Linked DNA regions of Mus musculus: region 2 is linked to region 1. A link is a contact called in ENCODE Hi-C or POLR2A ChIA-PET data. All regions are on one chromosome and are shown on one strand. The core of a region is the stretch at or near the end of the contact, and the rest is flanking DNA. Distances in the headings are between cores, read along the strand shown.

Region 1 (5,332 bases), core at 2,406-4,905:
AAGTTCCTGGTAAGTGGCCAAAAAAAGGTTTCTCATGAAACATCAGAGTATTTATATTCAACCAAATCCCTGAGGACCTGAACCTGAGTCCACTCAGAAGTGAAGGCAAGCAGAGCCACCCTGCAGAGAATTCCACAAGTACAGCTACTTTAGTGTAAGCCCATATCCACCCCCCAGATTCCATAGAGAAAAAGGACACAGTGTACACTGCATTACTAAGGCTGGGCTGAGCAAAGCCCCCCCCCCCCCAAGCCCGCCACTTGTTTCTGTGCCATCAAGGAGACGATACTTAGGAGGCTGCCAGGGCCACAACTTCTTTTCTAAATGTCAGCACCGCTAGAGGCAACGACAGAGTCGTCAAGCATTCTCATGGCACGCCTTACATCCCTGCCTCCTCTAAAGGAAGACATTCATTTTCTAGAACTATGTGACCAGCATGTCTCACTCCAGTGAGCACAGGACAGGTGCTGGCAGCCCGCCCATTTCTGCTAACTCAGGGACTTTGCCCTCAGAGCACCCAAGGAGGAGGATTAACAGGCAACTAGACCTTAGGTTTTGGGAGGTTGGCACACAGCTCTCTATGGAGTCTATTTAACTTGATCCCTTATAAAGCTCAAATTTCTTCAAGCATGGAGCCACACCCCTAAGCCTCAGAATAGAGTATTTTCCCTCAGCTGAAATCTTCAGACAGGGATAACCAATCCATCATAGGCTTATGGGCTTTTCGGGAACACAAAATGAGAACATGAAAATCCCAGCACCTGAAAGGCCACAAACTGAGTTTGAGGTCAACCAGGTCTACATAGCAAGTTGCAGGCCAGCACGGGCTACACAGTAAGACTAAAGGGAGGAAGGGTTACACTCGATTCTGCAGCACCTGATCTAACAGACTAACCCTTCCCAGCAACCACAACCCCTGCAATTCTGTGAAGCTCTTACCAGATAGAGGCATCCCGAAGGCCCTTTCTTTCGATGGTGATTTTGTGCCACGCCTTACGATGAGCCAACCGGGAATCTGAGTAACGAAGACAACACACCTCACTCTAACAGAAGCAATCTTACTGTGGACATTCTCAAAATAGGTCTTAAAAGTCGAGCCTCAGTAAACCATGACTCTTCAGAAAGTGTCATTTCAGACAGGGATAACTTAAATCATCCTCAGCTCAACCAGTGACAATCGCTTGTCTGTCACAAGAGAGCTACAAACCTAGCGAAGAAACGAAAAAATCCTGCTGAAACTTGCCTGCCACTTAGCACACCCCTCAGCCAGGGTACAGGACGGGTTGGCACTGATGGTCCACTGAGCTGCGCGTGCCAGCTCTTCTGCTCACAGGCACCCTTCCGAGTCAGGCCCAGAACCTGAGGCGCAGCCGTCACCTATCAGTAAGGAAACACACACAAGGTTAACTCTAAAAAACTCACATGGAGTCTTCCAGGCAAGCCCGGAAGGCTGAGTTTCAGGCATCCACACTCCACACAGAAAGGCCTCCAGACAGATAGCTTTATATCATCATGGACTCAGCTCCCACAGCAGGTCAGCCTTTGTGCACGAGAACTTTTTACAAGTTTTTAAAAAAGATTCAGCAAATGTTCTTAACCACTAAGCCATTTCTCTAATCACTCCTGTCCTCTTAAAGACAAGGTGACTCACAGGAAGGAAGCCAAGACAGAATTATGAGTTTGAACCCAACCCCTGTTCCACAACAAATGCAAGGCCAATCCAGGTTACAAGGGAAGACTCTGGAAAAAGGTCACTTCCAGCAGCATCTGCCTTACAGCTGAGCCAGAGTCTTTGGCAAGTCTTTGTAGACTATCAGTGAAATCCCTAAAATGGTACAGGTCACCCACTACAGCGACCCTACTGAAGGGCAGCCATTACCACACCTGCCACTAAGAGGTGACACTATACAAAGGAGTGTCTCCTTTCCCCACCCACATGTACAAAAGCATATGGCTGTCTGTTAAGACTGAGGATTAAAAAAACCTATCTCAGGAGGTGCTTAAACATAGCCAGTGCTCTGGTCTTGCTGTGAGAATGGTCATCAAACCGTTTCTCCATGCCTGCTCAAACCTCGAGGACTCTTAATTCCACTCCATACCCGTCTCATCCACTGACCTGGGTGGAAATGTGTGTATTTTAACACTTTTTACGTGTTCTGAGAGATATCCAGGTTTGGAAGCCAGTGATTCTGTGTTACAGAAGACAAGGCTCTGTGCTACTCCCAGGTAGCAGGCCCAAATCTTTACTTAACCCAATTTCTAGGCCAAAAAACAGCTTGGTGGCTAAAGGGGAAACCAAACTCACTCAAGTCAACCAGACACATAGATGCAGTGGCACACGCATATACAAAAGAAACAGAACCCACTCACTGAACGTCAGTTTACTTAGCAGTTGAGTGAGGAACAATTTTGTATTCACCAATGTTAAATGCAGCTTGTGAGAGTGCTGAGTAAGGAGGACCACGCCCTCCTCTGGACAATCAATCCCCAACAACCTCTAACCCCACCCCCACCCCAAACCTAACAACCAACCCTTCCCAGCTACCACAACCCCTGCGACTCTATGAAGCTCTTACCAGGCGCAGGCATCCTGAAGGCCCTTGTGCACCACCACGCCTTTCCATGATGCTTCCTGGAGACAACACCTCCGTCTGAAGGAGTAATAAAGAGATCCCACTTCATTCTAACAGAAGCAACCTTACTGTGGTCATTCTCAAAACAGACCTCAAAACGTCGAGCCTCAGTAAACCATGACTCTTCACAAAAGTGTCATTTCAGACAGGGATAACTTAAATCATCCTCAGCTCAACCAGCAAGAGGCCCCCCAAACCCCCCAGTGCCAACCCAACTCATTTTTGGAAATCCGGTTCTGGCAACCACGTTGAGTTGCAGAACGACACTCTATAGCCCCAAATTACACCGGCACAGACCCTCTTCTGGACTTGTTTGGAACCCTTACCGACACGGGCTGCAGAGGGCTCAACGCGCATTCTTCTGGCTGAACTTGAGAACTATGTCTGAGGCAGATGCCCACCATCTACCTATGCCTTCTGACGGGTGGACCACACCGAGCCCGTTGGCTTTCAGGGATCCAGCCATTACTTCTGAGACGGAACCTGCATCTTGTCTCCCGAGTGCCAAAAGGCAATGCCTTCGGGGAAGGAGAAGTTATGCCGCGTTAGAGCTAACGGCTTTCAGTTTTCAATCCCGTTCATGACAATCTGTAGTTAGCAGGAGTCACTCGTGTTCACTTAAGGCCACCACCCTCAATGGAGACCCCAGGGAAGACAGAGCTGAGCACATGGCTGGCTTTGGGTCACAGAGAGAAGACCGCTCCCCGCCCCAAGAGAAGGGAGATCGAAGACCAAAAAGGGCTTCATCCCGTCCGCATCAAACGTCTCGCAGTCTGGGGAGCATTTCCTTAGACAGCATCTCAGACCTCCTAAGGCCCACAATAGCAAAGGAAAGGGCTGATCGTCGACACGTCACCTCCGGAGAGAGCAAGCGTGTCGACGGTATGTGTAGGAAAAACCTCATCTTCCCTTTTCCACAACTTACCATCACCCAAAGCTTAGGCCTTTCAGGGAGAACACCACAGACCCGCGCGGCCATAACTTCCAAACACGCGGCAGAGGACCTCGGAAAGGACGAGATCGCGCTTGCGCGCAGTCTTCCCGTTTTCCCTCCCCTCCGCAAGTCTCGCCGGAACTCTCGCGATGTCGAGAATGGTTTGATGGGAAATGTAGTTCTAAATCTACCGTTGCCAAGAATGGGTCGTCTCACCTCACATTGAGTGAAGAGAAAGGGGTAAGATGGTGGCAGCCACCAGGGGCAGCAGAGGGTTCGGGGTAAGGAGCTTGGACTGTGAACTTCGGCGGTCCCCCGCTAAGTCTGGGGAGGTGGAGAATGTTCGAGGGTTCAGGGACCGTTGAGGAAACTGAGGCTCGTTAATTGTGCTGCAGATTTTTATCTGGGGTGGAGAAATGTCACTTGGCTTAGTTCCTTAGTGAAGTCCAGGGAGAGTCCCAGGGAATGGGCAGAAGCTTTTAAGATGGGGGCGAGAGCGGGTTCCGGCGGCAGGGGGCACTCGAGAGCTGCAGGGGCGACCGTCAGTAGCAGCAGCAGCAGCCCCAGGTATTCGCCTGCCTGTGGCACTGTTCTCACAGGGAAGATACAATGAAATCGGCGCTGAGGACTAGCCGGTATAAGTTGGAGATAAAAACCATTTTAATAGAGGGGTTTAGTGTGAGGATTAGGAGAAAGAGAAGCGCTCAAGAAGAATGCATACCCAGGGTGGGAACTGGCTCAAGGAGAGTTGCAATTGATTGTGTTAGCCATGTATAATTCTAGTAGCTCGTGAGTTACATCTTAAAAGGTTGCTAGGAGACACCCCCTCCCCACTTTCTTGCTATCTTGGTAAGTGAAATAAGTGTGCTGGCCCCAGAGAAGCGTTGGATGGAACTGTAGGCACAAGTCGCTAGGGGTTGCATGGGGGTGGGGGTGGTGTAATTGGTGAGGGTCGCTGAAAAATTGTAGTTTAATATCTGGGAAGGGCAAAAGGGCCTTCAGCAGTTGGTAATTATGCCAGAATTCTTGTTTCTCTGTTGGCAAGAGACTTGACAGGATTCCTGAATGAGGGACCCTCTTCCTCTATCGTGGGCGTGTTTTCCATGTCTTTCGATCCTGCCTCGTTCGTTTAGAGTATCATTTTGCATGGGGCATCTTGACTTCATTTTTAAATAGGACAAAATGGCAAGGCAGGGCCAGAACTTATACCTATTTACAAGCTAGTTTAAATTTACAAGATCTAGAGCCTTTTATTCACAACCCTCGCCCGGTCCTCCAGTCCTCCTCAAATGGAACTCTGTAGCATTTAGCCTGTATCATCTTTTTAATGTGGAAATCTGTTACTCACTCTTAATGACCATATCCGTGTATATTTCTCTCCTTTAATTTAATTGTGAGTCCTTTTGGGGGGAGGGAACTCTCTTAATATTTTTTTTATTCCCTCATAGTGCTGGGCTTAGTGTTGGGCTGTGTCTTTCTCACAGAATGTCCCAAGGAGATAATCAATAATGTATTCAGCAAGAACACAGGCCCTTGAATTTTCTATCTTACCCTTGAAGACAGACTATTTTGTTGAGTTCTGACAGGAAGGATGCATTTTCTCTCGGCACATTAAGTTCTTTCATGTGAGACTTGCAGGGGGAATTCTCAAGAATTTGCCCAAAGCCGCTTGTGAAACTCGTGGGCACGTGACCTTCGGCAGACAAGATAATAATGGTAGTTAGCACATGACGAATTGGATTCGCTAGGTGGCTGCTCACTGTCT
Region 2 (4,906 bases), core at 1,941-4,440, 160 kb before region 1:
ACCGTGAATAAACAGCTTGGGCAAGCAAGAACTGTCTCATCAAGAAGTGCCATAGAAGCTGGGCGTGGTGGCACATGCCCTTAATCCCAGCACTCGGGAGGCAGAGGCAGGCAGTTCTCTGAGTTCGAGGCCAGCCTGAGTTCCAGGGCAGCCAGGGCTACACAGAGAAACCATGTCTTGTAAAAAAAAAAGAAAAAGAAAAAGAAAAAAAGCGCCATAGAGGGAAGCTGCCTTCTTATGGAGCCACACTGCCTGAATATCCCACAGAAGGCCCCTCTGAGTTCCAGGACACTCAACCCTGAGCTAAGCCAGAGATCCCCCACTCCCACCCCCAGCTCATCACTGTAGTAGTACCCAGTACCCAATTAATTACTTTTTTTTGGGGGGGGGGGGCTTGAGACAAGGTTTCTCTGTGTAGCCCTAGCTGTGGAACTCACTCTGTAGACCAGGCTAGCCTTGAACTCAGAAATCCGCCTGCCTCTGCCTCCCAAGTGCTGGGATTAAAGGCGTGCGCCACCACTGCCCAGCCCCAATTAATTACTTAAATTGAACCCAGCGGCAGTGCTTCTCACTATCCTTCCCAAAGTTCAGGGTTCATGAGCAGGAGAGTGTGGTAGCTCACATCTGTAATCCCAGCACTGGAAGGGCTCAGGGTCTTAGACTAAAATAAGGCTCATATACGTTGCATGGCCTGTAGGGGTCAGAAGCCAGGAGCCTAGAGACAAAGCCTTTTTTGTATAGTTGAGTTTTTCTCATCAACTACCACTAAGAGGACACACACTCAGCCTTTATATTTTGATGTGCCTAAAACAGATCAATGGCTGGGCCACTTCCTAACCTCCACCTCTCTCCGATAATCTCAAGTTATTACTGACTAAATCCTATATTCCATCTTCGCTGCCCTGGACCCAGACTTGCAGCCCTCTTGGGCCGCTACCCCCCACATACTTCATGGTGGCTGTGCTCTCTGTCCCATGTGTCCTCCTCCTCTGGGTGTCAGAGAGTTTGAGAACTGTTGCGGCCGACCAGCAGCTCACAATGAACGGTTCAACTAAGATGGCAACTCGGGCTGAAAGAGAGGAACTAGACGGACGGAAGAAAGAACGGAGCCAAGTCAAGGTCACTCTGAACAAAGCTCAATTTTACTGTTCCGACACTCAGTTATGAAGGAAGGGGGAGGGGGCCCGATTCCCGCCAAATAATCTCGGAATCCAGTAGCAGGATGAGCACTGTGGCTCCAAACAGCAAAGCGGCACGTTCCAGCAGTATGGCAGAAAGATTGAGCAGGCAAGCTCCATCCAGGTGTAAACAGTGGGGAACCCTAAGGCTGGGGGAGGGGAGGCTACAGAGAACCCCCTGGCCCAAGGCTCATCACCAGCCATGTGGTCCCCTAGTTCCCAGAGGTGACTGGATTCTGGGGAGTTTGAAAACCCCTGACTCCTTGGCCTCAGCCTGCATCACTACTCACCCGGCTGGGGCCCCCATCTTGGACTGTGTCCCACCAGCCCTGCACTCTGATGTCAGTAAGGATGGATGAAATGTAGACTAGTGCTCGAGCGGAGTTCACACACTCCAGCCGCAAGATGGAACAGAACACAGAACCGTACGTACCTCAACTCCAGTTCTAGGGAATGCAGTGTTCTCTTTAGGCACCAGGATTGCATGTGTTGCACAGACATAAATGAAAGCAAAACACTCAAAAGTAAATAAAACTAAGAAACAGAACCTGGGAGCAGGAGAGTGTGGTAGCTCACATCTGTAATCCCAGCACTGGAAGGGCTCAGGGTCTTAGACTAAAATAAGGCTCATATACGTTGCATGGCCTGTAGGGGTCAGAAGCCAGGAGCCTAGAGACAAAGCCTTTTTTGTATAGTTGAGTTTTTCTCATCAACTACCACTAAGAGGAGACACATCCCCCCTTAAGCCCAGAGGCTGTGGTTATAGGATTGGGCCCTTCCCGCTGCTGACAGGGGATCCTCCTGTCATGGCTGGAGCTCACAAGTGAGATGGTGCTGTTTCTTCCCAGTAAGATAGTCACTCTCCCTGGTAGGATGTGGCTCCTACCGTGGTAGAGCACTTACCATTGTATGTGTAAGTATGTTGGTAGGCTTAGGATTCCTTCCCCTCTGCCACATGTCAAGAACAAAACAACTCTGGTCTAGCATCTAGCCAAAGCTGGAGCCCCGTTTTGTTGTGTGAGCTGAGACTGCTCAGGTTGGTCTACTGGGCTTTCTAAATAGCTGGGAAGCCCAACCCCTTTCTGTTCTTTTGAGACAGGGTCTCATGTAGCTCAGGCTGAAACGGGACTCACTATGTAACCCTGACAGGCTTTGAATGAATTCTACCTCCACCTCCTGAATGCTGGGGTTACAGGCACCTGTTAAGCCCAGTTGCTTTCTGTTGTTCTTTGTTTCTGACAAACTTTGCCCTGTATTTATTCAAAGTAACTAAAAGGCGGATGGGGTGTGCTAGGGAGGTAGACAGTTGCTACAGTGTGTTTTACACTTTAACCAATAGAGAGAGCAGTGGGAAAGATACAGAAAAACAAAACCAGCCTTCTTAACACCATCTTCACAGCTGTGAGCTCCAGCCAGCAGCAGGAAGAGCCCAATCCTATCCCCACAGCCTCTGGGCTGGAGGGGATGTGTCTCTTCTCAGTGGTGGTTAACGGAAACTTGTGAATGCTGCAACTGCGGGCCATGCTGCCAACCTCTCATCTCTTTCCGCCATGTCTCATAGGCAGTCTAGACAGCCTGGGGCTTGCTTGTGTAAAGCAGGCTGTATTTGAACGCACATAGACCCATCCGTCTCTGCCTCTGGAGTTCTGGGATTTGTTATCAAAGGCAAGAGCCACCATGTCCCTAGTAGAAACTTAAGAGTTCTTTGGAAGGGCTGGTGAGATGGCTCAGCGGTTAAGAGCGCTTCCATAGGTCCTGAGTTCCAATCCCAGCAACCACATGGTGGCTCACAACCATCCGTAACGAAATCTGATGCTCTCTTCTGTTTGCACTACCATCTCTAAATGAACTTCTGTAGGGCAGAAATGCACTGAAGCCTGAGCTGAGATGGTGCCCCAGAGCGAGCTTTTCAGCGCCTCCCAAGGTCCGAACTCCGAATCACTCCAGGGCGCGAGGGGCGTGGGCTTGACGAAACTCCGCCCCTGGGCGTGGCCTGGCGGCGGGGCGCGGCGGGTTCCCTCGGGGTCCGGGCTGGCGGCCACTCGGCGGCCACGGCGCGATGGAGTCGCCGGTCGAGCTGCTGGCCGCGCTACCCGCGCTGGTCACGGCGCTGGCGCTGCTGCTCGCCTGGCTGCTGCTGCGGCGTGGGGCGGCCCGGGTCCCGGCCCCGGAGAGCACCGCCTCGGACGAGGCCCCCGGGGCTCCTGCGCCGCCTGAACCTCCAGAGTCTTGCGCCCCGGAGCCTGCACCGGAGGGACCGAGCCAGTCCGAGCGCGTGGCGGAGCCGGAGGAGTCCGAGGCGGAGGAGCCAGCGGCCGAGGGGAGGCAGGTACGCTCCGAGATCGCCGTGGGGTCCCCGGGAGGGCGCCTACGAGCCTGCTGGCTGGACCTGCCCAGGAAGGGCCGAGCTAGTGGCCGGCAGGAAAGGAGGGTTCCTGGGGCTGGGACGCTCCATCCTCCCCCAAAGTGCCTCCAAGTGCCTTGCTTTGGAGCTGTCCTCCCTTCCTCCCCGTCCTGGCCGTCCCGGGCCTTTCAAGGCCCTTGACACTCTGCCCTGCAGCACCCTCCTCTTGCCTGGCTTCTGCCCACCCTTGCCTAAATCCACAAACACGTGTCCTACTTCAAGGTCTGAATTAAAGTGAGCTCTCTCTTGACAACACAGTACTTTGGGGTGGGATGTGCAAGAAGAGAAGTTGCCTGTCTTTTAGGTCAACTCGAATCCAGATTCCAGAGTCAGTGTGGGCGTTTTGTGAGGCTGGAAGGACGGGACTGAGGAAGGCACTTACTGGGACCATGGTATTGTAGCTTTCAAACTGCTTGTAGGCGTTGACACCTCCTCACCCCCCCACCCCCTGCGTTGGGATGAGCCCAGCTTATATGAAACAAAAGGTGCAAGAGGAGGCCCTGACCATCGCAGTTGATACCCCCAAACTACCTTGCCCACCTCCTAGGAGCTATCAGCTGACCAGTCTTCAGGGTACCCCTCACGCGTTCAGTCTCTGAGATGCATCTTTGCAGATTGGATCCGTGCTTGCCCGGGATACTGGGATGTCACAGTGCCAGGCCAGGCCACATGCTCTGGTCTCTGGTCAGATTTCAATACTTTGTTCTTGGGTGGCAGGATGGTTAGGAAGCCGTGGGCTAGCATAGTGGAAGCTGTGGGCAAGCCGTGGGCTAGCCGCCGTGGGCAAGCTGTTGGCTCTCTGCAGCCGCCTCCTTCCCTTGCTGGATACAATGGTTTACCCTGGAGTGAAGCTCTTGGGACAGGAGAGGCGGCAATGAGACTGGGCTCAGGCCTTTCTCTGCTGAGTCTGCCAGACTCCCTACTAGCAGGCTCTTTGCTTGACAAGTGGGTGACTAATTGTGTCATTAGAGTGGCTTCTAACTAGCCCTGAATAGGAGAACTATTGTGTTCAGCCCAGAGAGAATGGAAGGCTGCTGGGAGCTCACAGTCCTGGAGTGAGGGCCAGGTGGATTTGGGATTTCTCTCAGGCTCTCCCTGGTTGTCCCCATCAGCCCTGTTTCAAATGGTTCGCCTATTTCCTATTTCGCAGCAGCAGATTCAAGATCAAAGTCCAAGGTGTCTTTAAGCAGGGCACAGTCCTGACTTTATCCTCTGGAGTAGAGCAGTTTCCTACTGGATTTTCTCCGAGGTGTTCTTCACACGCATCCTCCAACGGGTCCTTTTCTGGTTTTGGTTGGTTGCTTGACTGAGACAGATTCTTGAC

What was found. A loop is a pair of places that touch in the nucleus more often than their neighbours do. ChIA-PET counts read pairs that join two places held with the same protein, here RNA polymerase II (POLR2A).
Region 2: POLR2A ChIA-PET joins it to region 1 with 14 read pairs in Patski. The contact joins the promoter of Mxra7 here to the promoter of Snhg16 in region 1. A Hi-C loop is called at or near these places in 1 of 37 maps with a recorded cell type or tissue (T-helper 2 cell). POLR2A ChIA-PET finds 5 or more read pairs at or near these places in 3 of 5 experiments (Patski and embryonic stem cell).

Annotation. Positions count from the first base shown.
Region 1 is chr11:116,669,983-116,675,314 of GRCm38, reverse strand. It overlaps Snhg16 (small nucleolar RNA host gene 16), which reads right to left and starts at 3,655. Exons shown (of 5, transcript NR_027821.1): 1 at 3,559-3,655; 2 at 2,960-3,151; 3 at 2,577-2,651; 4 at 1,244-1,377; 5 at 1-1,015. It overlaps Snord1c (small nucleolar RNA, C/D box 1C), which reads right to left and starts at 2,810; the gene lies at 2,733-2,810. Snord1b (small nucleolar RNA, C/D box 1B) reads right to left here and starts at 1,168; the gene lies at 1,092-1,168. It overlaps Snord1a (small nucleolar RNA, C/D box 1A), which reads right to left and starts at 718; the gene lies at 643-718.
Region 2 is chr11:116,826,330-116,831,235 of GRCm38, reverse strand. It overlaps Mxra7 (matrix-remodelling associated 7), which reads left to right and starts at 3,190. Exons shown (of 4, transcript NM_026280.3): 1 at 3,190-3,507. The coding sequence starts at 3,238.